Linked DNA regions of Homo sapiens: region 1 is linked to region 2. The links are chromatin contacts, found by Hi-C in ENCODE. All regions are on one chromosome and are shown on one strand. The core of a region is the stretch at or near the end of the contact, and the rest is flanking DNA. Distances in the headings are between cores, read along the strand shown. Region 1 holds the start of MEF2A (myocyte enhancer factor 2A). Region 2 holds the start of IGF1R (insulin like growth factor 1 receptor).

Region 1 (5,505 bases), core at 2,576-5,075, 920 kb after region 2:
AAGTAGACTCCCAAAGATTCTGGTGAAGGTAGAGTGTTTGGAAGGTGATCCCAGGAAGTGAGAGAGGGGAAAGGAGAAGAGGTAACAGAAGTGTGCAAATGGGTAGGTCACCACTGCTGTCAATGGGTGCCCAATCTACTGGGACATCCCATCCCTCCACAAGAGACTTGGGGGAGCATGCCTCAGAAATGTCTTCCTGAGTTTTGAGGAAGCTGGGATATTTATCTACGAAGACCAGCCCTCTAAGCTAGAGCATGCTCTCAAACACAGACACACAGGAAGTCATCAGCATGTGTGGGAACTTTGTGAAGATCTTTGGAGATGAGGGCGGGAGGGGGTCTGACAACATCAGTACCTCCTAACTGGTTGTTTTGCCTCCAGGCTTGCTCTCCCCACCAACCACTACTCCCTAAGTAGTCTTTCTAAAATGCCAAATAGCTCAAGCTCCTCACCTGCTTAAAATCTGTCAGGGGTTCAGAATAAAATCCAAATGGCTTGATCTTGACATGTTAATGATCTGCGCCATCTCATTCCCAGCTACTCTTTTAGCTGCTTCCCAGTACTCAATGCAGACTCCAGGCACACTGTGCTAGCTGTCGGGTCTCAGAGCCACACTCGAGGTCCCCGCACACAGCGCTCCCTCTGCCTAAGGTCTGCTCATAAATATTTAAGAAACATTTATTTGATTTTCTAGGACATTCCAGGCATTGTGCTAGACACAGTGAATACAATAAAGAATAAGTTACAGTTTTAGTCTTCAAGGAGCTCACTCTCTAAAGGGAGGAAACAGACATACAAAAAGAAATACACTATTCGTTGAGTAAAACCCCATATTAGAGAAAATGATGCCTAAGTGGAGACTTGATGGATTGACTTGATGCAGAGTTTACCCTGCAGACAGGAGGAAACGGGCTGGTGTGTACAGAGAAGCTTCTCAAATTTCTGAATGGAGAAAGTGGGGTGTCAGGAAGAAGAGGTGAGGGAGAAGCTGGCCAAGTCGTCAGGGGTTCCTTTGGCTTCTAGGCAGCTTGAGCATTATTCTTCTCATCAAGACACAGTGAGGGCCCTTTTTTCATCCTACCAGGAGGTTTTCCAGATTCACTGTGGGCATTATGTCCTCTAAGAAGCCTACCCTAATTCTTGTCCCTCCTTAGACACTCATCATCTGTGCTCTTCCTGCACTCTAGGAAACCCCTCATGATGGGTTGTGTTTTAAGGTGTATCCTCCCCACGGCCTGCCAGCCCCTTTGAAGAAAGGGCTGCTCTTTCTCACCTCTGTATCTCAGTGCCTGGCCCAGTGCACAGTCCCTGCAGCTCAGAAACATCTGGACCCCTGAGTGCCTTTAAGGAGGCCAGAGGGGAAAGACTGACAGATGCTGCTCCTCAGTTCCCTCCAAGCCAGTGGCACACGTAAGTGCTCGGCACAGGGTCTTTCTGAGCGCTCGAAGTTGCTAGAGACGCTAGACTTCAGGTATAGGTTTTCAACAGCTGAAACAGAGGCTGTGGCAATTTCCTAAAATTGGTTGCTTTTACTACAAATAACAGTGATTGTGCTCTGCTAATAGCTGTGCTCCACAATTCTTAAACTTAGCCTTCCACTTTTCCTTCTCTCCTTCCTTTCCTTCCTTCCTTCTTACCACTGCCTGCAATTCTCAGACAAGGGCTTTGACATGCAGAGTGGTGGGGAGAGAGGTGCTCTTTAAGGTGATGCAAACACTCTTTTCATTTCTGCTGTGGCTGGACTCATAGTTGAGTTCTCTGCTTGACATTTTGAGGGTAACAATAGCATTGGAATGGGTAAGGGCTGGGCAGTCTGAGCTGAGTCTTCTGTGCCTCAGGAGGCTCAATTTCTGGAAGGGTGGGAGCCGGAGTGGAGCAATAAGGGTGAAAACATCTTTTGGAACAGTCTGTTTTCATTGCCTCTTCTTCCAGGGTGACAGCAGGTGGCAAGGAGAGGGCCACTGATCACTGTGCCCCCACTCCAGACCCTAAGTTTTAAAGGATAAGTATTAAACTCTTCTCGTCCTCTTGGAGCAGAAGAGCCAAATCCAGCCGGCTCTGCAGCTTCTGGCAGGTTAAAAAGCATGCATTTCCACATGACTTGCTGATTTACACCACATTTTGACATGTTTTAAAAACCTCCCTGCAGTTCCTTTTGCTGGCTCCCCTGAACACTGGTGTTGTGGAGCTCTGAGCAGAGCTCCAGGTTTATTTTCTGGCGTCTGCTGTCTATGTGCCGCCTTTGTTTTGGGCTCTCCCCAGCACATTGCCCCGTTGTCCTTGAGGGAGGAAGCCAGCCAGTCTCTGGCTTCCTTTGTAACTTCCCAGTTCCTCCACTCACAGCCTCTGCTCATCTGCTCACCCACCCCAACCACTTTGTTTTAAGTGCTGCGGGATTGAATTTCTCATCTTCAAATGCAAACAACCATTTGGCTTCGTGTCCATTACACAGGCACCTCTGGGGGCACATGCAGGCACTGTGGCCCCGAAAAACTCTTCAGAGGTGAGCGGCTTTCAGGATGAGAGGGCCAACAATGGCTCATCTCCTAAAGACCTCGATAAACATAATCAGTAGCCCCAGAAAACACAACAGCTGTCCCAAGCCTATCCCCTTTGCACCTATCTCAGAAAAGGCAACATGCAGAGTGGTCAGGAGTTCAAGTCCTCAGGGCCCTACTCTGAAGCTGTGACCCTGACAGGTCACTTTAGCGCTCAGCTTCCCTTTCCTCATCTGTAAAATGGGAATAGAAACTGAATCTGCTTCATGGGGCCTTGTAAGTATTACATAAGCTGTCATATGCAAAATGTCCATCACATAGTTCACCGCCCCAGGCATCCTAGAAACTATTAAGTCACGATAAGGAGGTTGCTACTGTCCTGGGACCTGGGGAGCTCGGCTGTCCAGTCCGAAAGGGCCTTCTCGCCCTCGAGACCCCTTCAAGTCCCTTTCTCTCCGGGCCCGGGTCCCAGAGTCCCCTTGTGCTTGCTCCTGAGGGTGACCTGCCCGTGCCCCGGGGCGAGCACAGGTGCGGCCCTGGCCACAATGCGGGCGTGGCGAGCCGACACCCGGGGAGGCCAAGGGCGCCTCGAGGGAGGGAGGGAGGAGGCTGACCCGGGCGTCCCGAAGGACCCGCCCGGCCCCGGACTCCGGGCGGCAGCCGGCCTCGCGCCCCGCCCCCGCCCCGGGAGCCCCGCCCAGTCCCGTCGCGCCGCGCCGCCCCACCGCCCGGGTTGGCTGCCCTGGAGGCCACGCGCGGCGATTTGCCACGCGCCGCGTCACCGGGCCGCTCCCGGCCTGGGCTCCCGGGGGCTGGTCAGGGAGGTGGCGGCGGCTGAGCGGCGGAGCGGGGGCGGCAGGGCGCGACGCCGCCGGGCCGCCCCGCCCTGGGAGGCGCCCGGGCCCTCATCAAGTGACCAGTATCCCTTCCAGGGGAACACGGTCCTTCAGAGGAAAGCGAGCTCCAACCCGCGGCCCCGGCGCCAAGCCGCCGTCATCTTCTTCCTGTGCCAGGTGATCGTCTCCTCACCCACCCGGAAAAACATAGTCCGCCCCCACGTCCTTGTGGAATAGCGCCCGCTTCCAAGCACCGTGACTCTCTTTGCCCTACCCTTGTCTTTCCCATTCCAATTACTCTAGAACCCACCGAGAGGATAATTCAGTCCTGAAAAGAAACTGATGGGGAGAAGCGAGGAAGGGAACCCAGGAGGGAGGGGAGGCAGGGCTGCGGAGGGACACCGAGGCGGCGGAGGTAGTGCGCACGCGCAGCACAGAACGAGTTCCGGTCTGGCCGAGGCTTGTCTCCTAAAAATAGCCCCGGTGTGGGGATCCGTGCGCGGATGTCCCGGCGAGTCCCGGGCTGAAAGAGGCGGCTCCGGGCGGCGCGAAGCGCTGGTGGCGGGCCCGGGCTGCGGCGTGTGCGCGCCCGCCAGCTGCTCCGGAGATACGGTGAGGGCCGCGGGCAGCGGGGCTCAGTCCGCGACGCCGGTAGTGCTGGAGGGGGGCGGCGTCTCGCTTAGGGGACCGAGTAGGGGTTGGGGTGGAGGTGCTGGGGCGGGGGACGGCGCGGCCGAGAGGGTCGCCCGGGGGGCTCCGGGGACCCCTGGACGAGGCCGTGTCCGGCTTGGAGGGGGCCAGGGTCGCGTTCGCGCATTGGCGGGGCGGGTAGGGTGCTGGGAGGCGGGTAGGGTGCTGGGAGGCGGCGAGGGGTGGTCGGGTCGGGGTCGGCGCTGAGGAGCTAGGCGCCCGGGGAGGTGGGGGCGGGGTGCCCTGAGGGCGGGCCGGTGGGGCTGGATGGGGCTCGGCTGGGCGGGCCGAGGGGAGCTCAGTCGCGCGGGCTGGTGGCGAGCAGCCTCCCCGGGCGCGCACCCCTTGGGGCCGGGGGGCGGTGGTGGACGTCGCCTCCTTGAAAGTTGAAGGAGTTCTCGGGAGACCCCGGAGAAGGTGCGCTCTGAGGGCCCTTTCCTTCCCCTTTTCCCTCCAAGCCCGGGGGTCTCCCCGAAGGGATTAGCCCCAAGTGCGGGGGGCCTTCTGCCCTGTTGGACTTGAAGAAGTTCCCCCACTTCTGCTTTGGGAGAAGATTGGTCTAACGGGGTGGAACGCTTAGGTACGAATTCTGTGAGTGTGTAGATGTCAGTGGCGGGGTCGGTGTTTGGGGCGGACACCTGCGGTTGCGGACGCCCGATCGTGCGGGGAGACGTCGCGGGGACAGAGGGGCTGCACAGGGAACCGCTGGCTGAACCCCTGCCATCCGGCTAGATCCCAGCTCGCAGAAAATATTTTTTGTGTTAGAAACTTTGCTTTTTGGCTCGATTTCATGCCTTTGAGCTGTGAGGGTTAAAGTAAGTGAGATAGTGCAAACAAGTTTGGAAAAGGTGAGCAATCCTGAATAAGAAAACAGTTTTTCTTTAAAAGTGTAACTATAGAATTGTTGCTCACATCCGAAATAGATTCCGGAGCTGTGAAGCGAGCCTCCTGTTATGGTCCAGCAGGGAACCGTGTGTAGCTTGAATATAACATAGTGTTAACCTGCGTTTTAGTTTACAGTGAGATTGGGATTCCAATAAATGCCCTATTAGAAAGGCCTGCTGTGATGTGTTAACAATAGCATATGTATTTTTAAACAAACATTGTCTTAACATTTTTTCGGGTTTTTAGCACAGTATGTTTCCCATGTGTCTTGTATCATCTATTACTATATGAAGAGGAGGTTCTCTAAAGCTGTAATTAGGTGTACATTACCCAAGAGTACTTTCCCTTTAAGAATCCAGCTGTGTTGTTTTGGCAACTGCTAAGTACTCTAGTTGTCAGTTTTAGAATCTGTGTTACCTTGGCAGTTCTTGAACAGTCTGTGGAAAAGGTAAACAAAATAGTTCTTTTTTAAACATACAAAAATGACATTTCTTTTAATATGAATTTAGGAAGTGAGGATAAAAATGACTGCATTGTGCCTTTATGGCTTTTGTATGTACTGTGTGTGTGTGTGTGTGTGTGTGTGTGTGTGTGTG
Region 2 (5,303 bases), core at 1,993-4,492:
CTTCTCATCCTCTCCAAAGGAATTCACATCCTTCATTAATTCTTTTGCTAAAACAAAAGCAAAACAAAGGAAAAATATTATTTTATTATTTAAAGCAAAAAAAATTTTCTGTAACTTTTAAAGTTTTCCTTGCTTTTTAAGAGCTTTATCAAAATGGTGTTACGCTGTGTGCGTTTTTGATATTTGTATATTTTTACTCAGTGTGTTTCAAAGATCTGCCCATGTTGTGTGGGGCTGTAGTTTATTCACTTTTGCTGCTAACATTCCTTTCTGCGAATACATCACAATATACTGTATTACTTGATACTTGTCAATTGTTGTGCTGTTTCTCACGTTTGCACTTGATGTATATGATATACATTACATTTTTTGGGGAGTCTGGTACATTTAGCAGAATAATTTGAGATGAAACTGTTATCAAGTAAACGGCGTTTTTAAAAAATGAAAACAAGCAATCAGTTTCTGCTCCAAAAGAGGGAGAACCTATAAGATACCTGAGTAAAATGGTATAAAATAAAAAGTTTGGTGCATTGTCAATGTGGGTATAAAGCAAAGACTCCAATTAATTTTTGTCTACATGATTTTATTTCAAGGTTGAAAAAATAAGTTTGACTTGTGTATGTAAAATATAATCATTGAAGAAATACAAATCACCTCCTTTGTCCATGTGGTCAAGTTAGAGCGTAAAGACAACCTAAATTTTTGTTCCTTTTTTTTCCCTAAATATTAAGCTATATAATGATACATCTCCCACTTCACTGTTTAAAATAACTTAATACGATTGATTTCCTACTACTTCAGGAAAACACAAACATTTAAAAAATTCACAAATAAAAATCATTTTAGTAAAAAAAAAACACACAAAAACAAATCCTACAACCCCTACAACAACCTATATACATTTAAAAATTCTATAGACCTCTTTATGTTCTTGGGGACAAATAAACAGGCATATTTATTACTAATACTAAAAATACATTGGGTAGTATTTGAAGATTTTATATTAGCACTAGCCTTTTAAAAATCAGCTCTAAATTTTTGTCTTACAAGTATGTATTAAAAATTCTGAAATCAAGTATAATGAAATTATATATCAATATTCCTTTGCATTTAACTCCAGAGTGGATCTGCAGGAATCAAGACCAACCTCATGCAGAGAACTTAAGAAATATTTAAAAATTAGTAGACTGGACTTTAATTCTTCATGTGTAGTGCCTAATTTTTAAATAATACATTTTAAGATTCTAATAAATTTATTTCACTGTTAAATCTAGGAACATCCAAAACTGAAACTCTTTATTTAAAAATCAAGCTGAATTTCAGTTAAACAAAACCATCCCATCATATGAATAACTTTCTTAGGTAAAACAAGGTTTATTTTCTTTCTATACAACTGACTCTGAATTGAGCTAGAAATTTCCAAGGAGGAAAATGATCTAGGAAACAACTTTAGAAAAAAAGGGCTAAGTTTCCGTTATGATAGCTTTTGACTTGTTTTCAGCTCTTAAAAAATTATTTACGAACGATGGATACACGTTCTAATGCAGAAGTATTTTAGAATTAGAGAGTAAAAGAAACCTACTACCTTCCTTTACATCAGGTCCCTTCTACCATCCTACCCGATTGTTTGAGACAACCACTTCTTATCTCGACAATTCACAACTCTTTTATTAGCTATCTTAAAAAAATTTATTACTGGCATCAATTAGCCTGAGTCATGAAACCGGACCACATTAAGGGCGACACATGGTCCAATCACTGTTTGTAAAAGTCCACGTATTTCAAACTCCTCTCTCCTGCCACTGCTGGGCTGTTTCCCTCTTTGAGGACCTGGTCTCCGCAGCATTTATTCATTAGATGGCAGTCCTAGGGGAGTCTCGCTTTGGGGAAACCTCTCCTCCTGCACATTCAAGAAAACAACCGCGGAGACTTAGGGTCGGTACTGGTTTCCAGTCACTTACGTAGCAAACGAAGCAAGAGGAACGTGCCTGGGAGGACCCGAGACAGGTGCGGGTGGGTTTCCGCAGTAGCCGCTGATCCCGAGTGCATGCGGCGTGTTCCCGGGTCGGGACCGCGGCCAAGGGAGGCTTCCCGGCCCCAGCCTCCACCCCCTCCTCGGCGCCCCGGGACCCGGACACGCCCCCCGAGCTTCGGAGACCCGCAGCGTGCACGCGCCCCGGCCGCTCCCCGCAGCCGCCCACGTGGTGGAGCCCTGAGCTGCGCGAGGCCGCGGAGAGCGCTCAGGGCGGGCGGCTGGTCCGGGAGGCCACGCCAGCGCGACCCAGCCGAGTCGGCCCCCAGCCCGGGCCCCCACATTTCCTCCCCCGGAGGGAGGGAGGCGACTCTCCGCGGGCTGCCCTCCCCAGCGCCCGCCGCGCCCTCTGGCGGCCGCCGCGGGGACGCGCCCGGGGCACGCGGCGCTGCCTGTCTGGGCCCCCCTTCCGGGGCGCGGGGCCCGCGAGGGGCGGCGGGGTCCTCTCTCCTCGAGCCACTCTGGGCCGAGCCACACGGGCCGCGCCCTTCCCCCTCCGCTCCCCCTGAGCCCCCAAACTCCGGGCTCCACGGTCGCAACGCCGCGGGCACCCCAGCCTGGCGTGAAAGTGCCCGGCGTAGTAGCCTGGGGGGGGGGTCCCCTTTCTCCCAGGTGCGCCCCTTCCGCCACGTTCGGGCTTTCCAGTACGCAGCGAAAAAAATGCCGCATGCACGCATTTATTTATTTTGCAACAGCTGCAAGAAACAATGAAGCTTTTCAAGAACCGGGGAAACGCGCTTTCCAGCCGCGCTGTTGTTGTTTTCAATGAACCTCTCCCAGCCCCGCACTCCCCGCCCACCCCTCCCCTCTCCTGCCCACCCCTCCCCTGCCTAGCCTTTCCCTGGCTACCCACCCCTGCCCCGCCGAGACCGGACCGGCGGCGGGGGCATTGTTTTTGGAGTCGGGCGGGAGGGGAGGGCGCGTGCGGGGTGGCCGGCGCAGTGCGGTGGGGGCGGGAGCGGGTGGGCACGCGCGCGTGTCTCTGTGTGCGCGCGGGAGGCGGTGGGGCGGGAGATGGGGGCGGCGCCTCGCAGTCTCGCGCCCCACGCCCGGGCTCCGCTCCGCACGTCTTGGGGAACCGGGCTCCGGTTTTTTGCGCGCGCCGGCCTGGGCCGGGCCCTCGGCGCGCCGCTGCTGCGGCGGTGGCCGCTCGAGTGTGCGAGCGGGCGCGTGTGCGCGGGCCAGGGCGCGCGCGCGCGCGCGAGCCCCCAGTGTGTGGCAGCGGCGGCGGCGGCGCGGCGAGGCTGGGGCTCTTGTTTACCAGCATTAACTCCGCTGAGCGGAAAAAAAAAGGGAAAAAACCCGAGGAGGAGCGAGCGCACCAGGCGAACTCGAGAGAGGCGGGAGAGCGAGAGGGACGCCGCCAGCGAGCCTGCCCACGGCCGGCGCTCGCAGACCCTCGGCCCCGCTCCCCGGATCCCCCCGCGCCCTCCACGCCCCTCCCGCGCGGGGGCAGCTCCACGGCGCGCCTCGCCTCGGCTGTGACCTTCAGCGAGCCGGAGCCCCCGCGCAGAGCAGGCGGCGGCGGGCGGGGGCCGGGCGGGGGCCGGCGCGGGGCGGGCGGCGGCGCAGAGCCGGGCGGCGCGGCGGGAGTGCTGAGCGCGGCGCGGCCGGCCCGCCGCTTTGTGTGTGTCCTGGATTTGGGAAGGAGCTCGCCGCGGCGGCGGCGGCGCTGAGGGAGGAGGCGGCGGCGAGCGGAGCCAGGAGGAGGAGGAGGAGGGGGAGCCGCTCATTCATTTTGACTCCGCGTTTCTGCCCCTCGCCGGCCTCGCCTGTGACCCGGACTTCGGGGCGATCTTGCGAACTGCGTCGCGCCCTCCCGCGGCGGAAGCTCGGGCGTCCGGCCGCCTCCCGCGCGGCCAGGGCCGGGCTTGTTTTTCCTCGCCTAGGCAGATTTGGGCTTTGCCCCCTTTCTTTGCAGTTTTCCCCCCTTCCTGCCTCTCCGGGTTTGAAAATGGAGGCCGACGACGCCGACAGCCCGCCCCGGCGCGCCTCGGGTTCCCGACTCCGCCGAGCCCTGGGCCGCTGCTGCCGGCGCTGAGGGGCCGCCCCGCGCCGCCCGCCCCGTCCGCGCACCCGGAGGGCCCCGGCGGCGCCGCCTTCGGAGTATTGTTTCCTTCGCCCTTGTTTTTGGAGGGGGAGCGAAGACTGAGTTTGAGACTTGTTTCCTTTCATTTCCTTTTTTTCTTTTCTTTTCTTTTTTTTTTTTTTTTTTTTTTTTGAGAAAGGGGAATTTCATCCCAAATAAAAGGAATGAAGTCTGGCTCCGGAGGAGGGTCCCCGACCTCGCTGTGGGGGCTCCTGTTTCTCTCCGCCGCGCTCTCGCTCTGGCCGACGAGTGGAGAAAGTGAGTATGTGCCCGCCGCCCGCGGCCACTGCGGGAACTTTTCCTCCGAGGGGCTGCGCCCTGTTTGCGAAACCCGAGTTGCCACCGTCGCAGCTGTCGGGCCCCCGGGCTCGGGAGCGGCGGGGTGGGGCGCAGGGCGGCTCTGCCGGGAGGGAGGCTGCAGCGGACCCGGGACCCGGGCTCGTTCGTCTGGAGCCCCGCGGGCCCTGGCTCCGCGCATCCCCGCGCGGGAAGGGCTTTTCTCTTTCTCCGTCCTGACAGCCCAGCCGTGTTTCCCGGCTAGGCGCGAGGACTCGGTAGGGAAGTTGGTGCCGGGGCGGGCTCCGCGGTTCCCGGGCCCCGCGACCCGCACCTCGCCCCTTCCATGCGCAAGAGCCTCTCCGCACACAGCGCTGATCCCCTGCGGCGCGCAGGCAGCAGCGACAGCACCCTGGGCCGCACCGCGTCTCCGCTGCTGGGGCTGACCGGGCAGTGGGGAGCGGGCAGCCGCCCGGCCCGCGGGGTGCGAGTTGCCCTCGAGGGGGGAGGTGCCCTGCGGAGAGGCCCCGAAGCCCCAGGACACGTCTCCAAGCGCCCGTCGCTGCCTCCCGTCGCCCAACGTGCTTTTGCCCCTCGGGCTCCTCGGGTTCCTGGCCTTGCCCGTCACTTTGGCCCGCTCCTCGTTGGGTTACCTGCCCCCGGCGTCCCGGGGCTGGGCGGTGGGGTGAGGGGAAGCGCTCTCTGGGCAGCCCCCCGGGAAGTGCGAGGCCGGGAGTCTTCCTCAGCTTGTCTCTTCCGGGGAGCGCCACTGGGTCCCCAGTTCAGAGGGCTCTGGGATGGTCTCCCAGTTTCTCCCGGGCCGGGGGATGGAGGGGTACTAGGGCCGCATCCGAGTGTGCGTTGGTGGGTGTGTGGTCGGAGCCGACGTGCATTCCGACACACGTG

The links. A loop is a pair of places that touch in the nucleus more often than their neighbours do. Pooled maps may share reads with other maps.
Region 1: a loop to region 2 is called in a map of CD4-positive, alpha-beta T cell, with 12 times the contacts of the local background. The contact joins the promoter of MEF2A here to the promoter of IGF1R in region 2. A Hi-C loop is called at or near these places in 4 of 168 maps with a recorded cell type or tissue (CD4-positive, alpha-beta T cell, CD4-positive, alpha-beta memory T cell and naive thymus-derived CD4-positive, alpha-beta T cell) and 11 of 50 pooled maps.

What each region holds. Positions count from the first base shown.
Region 1 is chr15:99,562,159-99,567,663 of GRCh38, forward strand. It overlaps MEF2A (myocyte enhancer factor 2A), which reads left to right and starts at 3,826. Exons shown (of 12, transcript NM_001319206.4): 1 at 3,826-3,946. RefSeq lists silencers at 2,997-3,436, 4,277-4,326 and enhancers at 3,148-4,123, 4,124-5,097.
Region 2 is chr15:98,645,297-98,650,599 of GRCh38, forward strand. It overlaps IGF1R (insulin like growth factor 1 receptor), which reads left to right and starts at 3,243. Exons shown (of 21, transcript NM_000875.5): 1 at 3,243-4,379. The coding sequence starts at 4,286. IRAIN (IGF1R antisense imprinted non-protein coding RNA) reads right to left here. Exons shown (of 1, transcript NR_126453.2): 1 at 567-5,303. RefSeq lists an enhancer at 1,345-1,966 and silencers at 1,978-2,027, 2,038-2,507, 2,568-2,627, 2,998-3,267.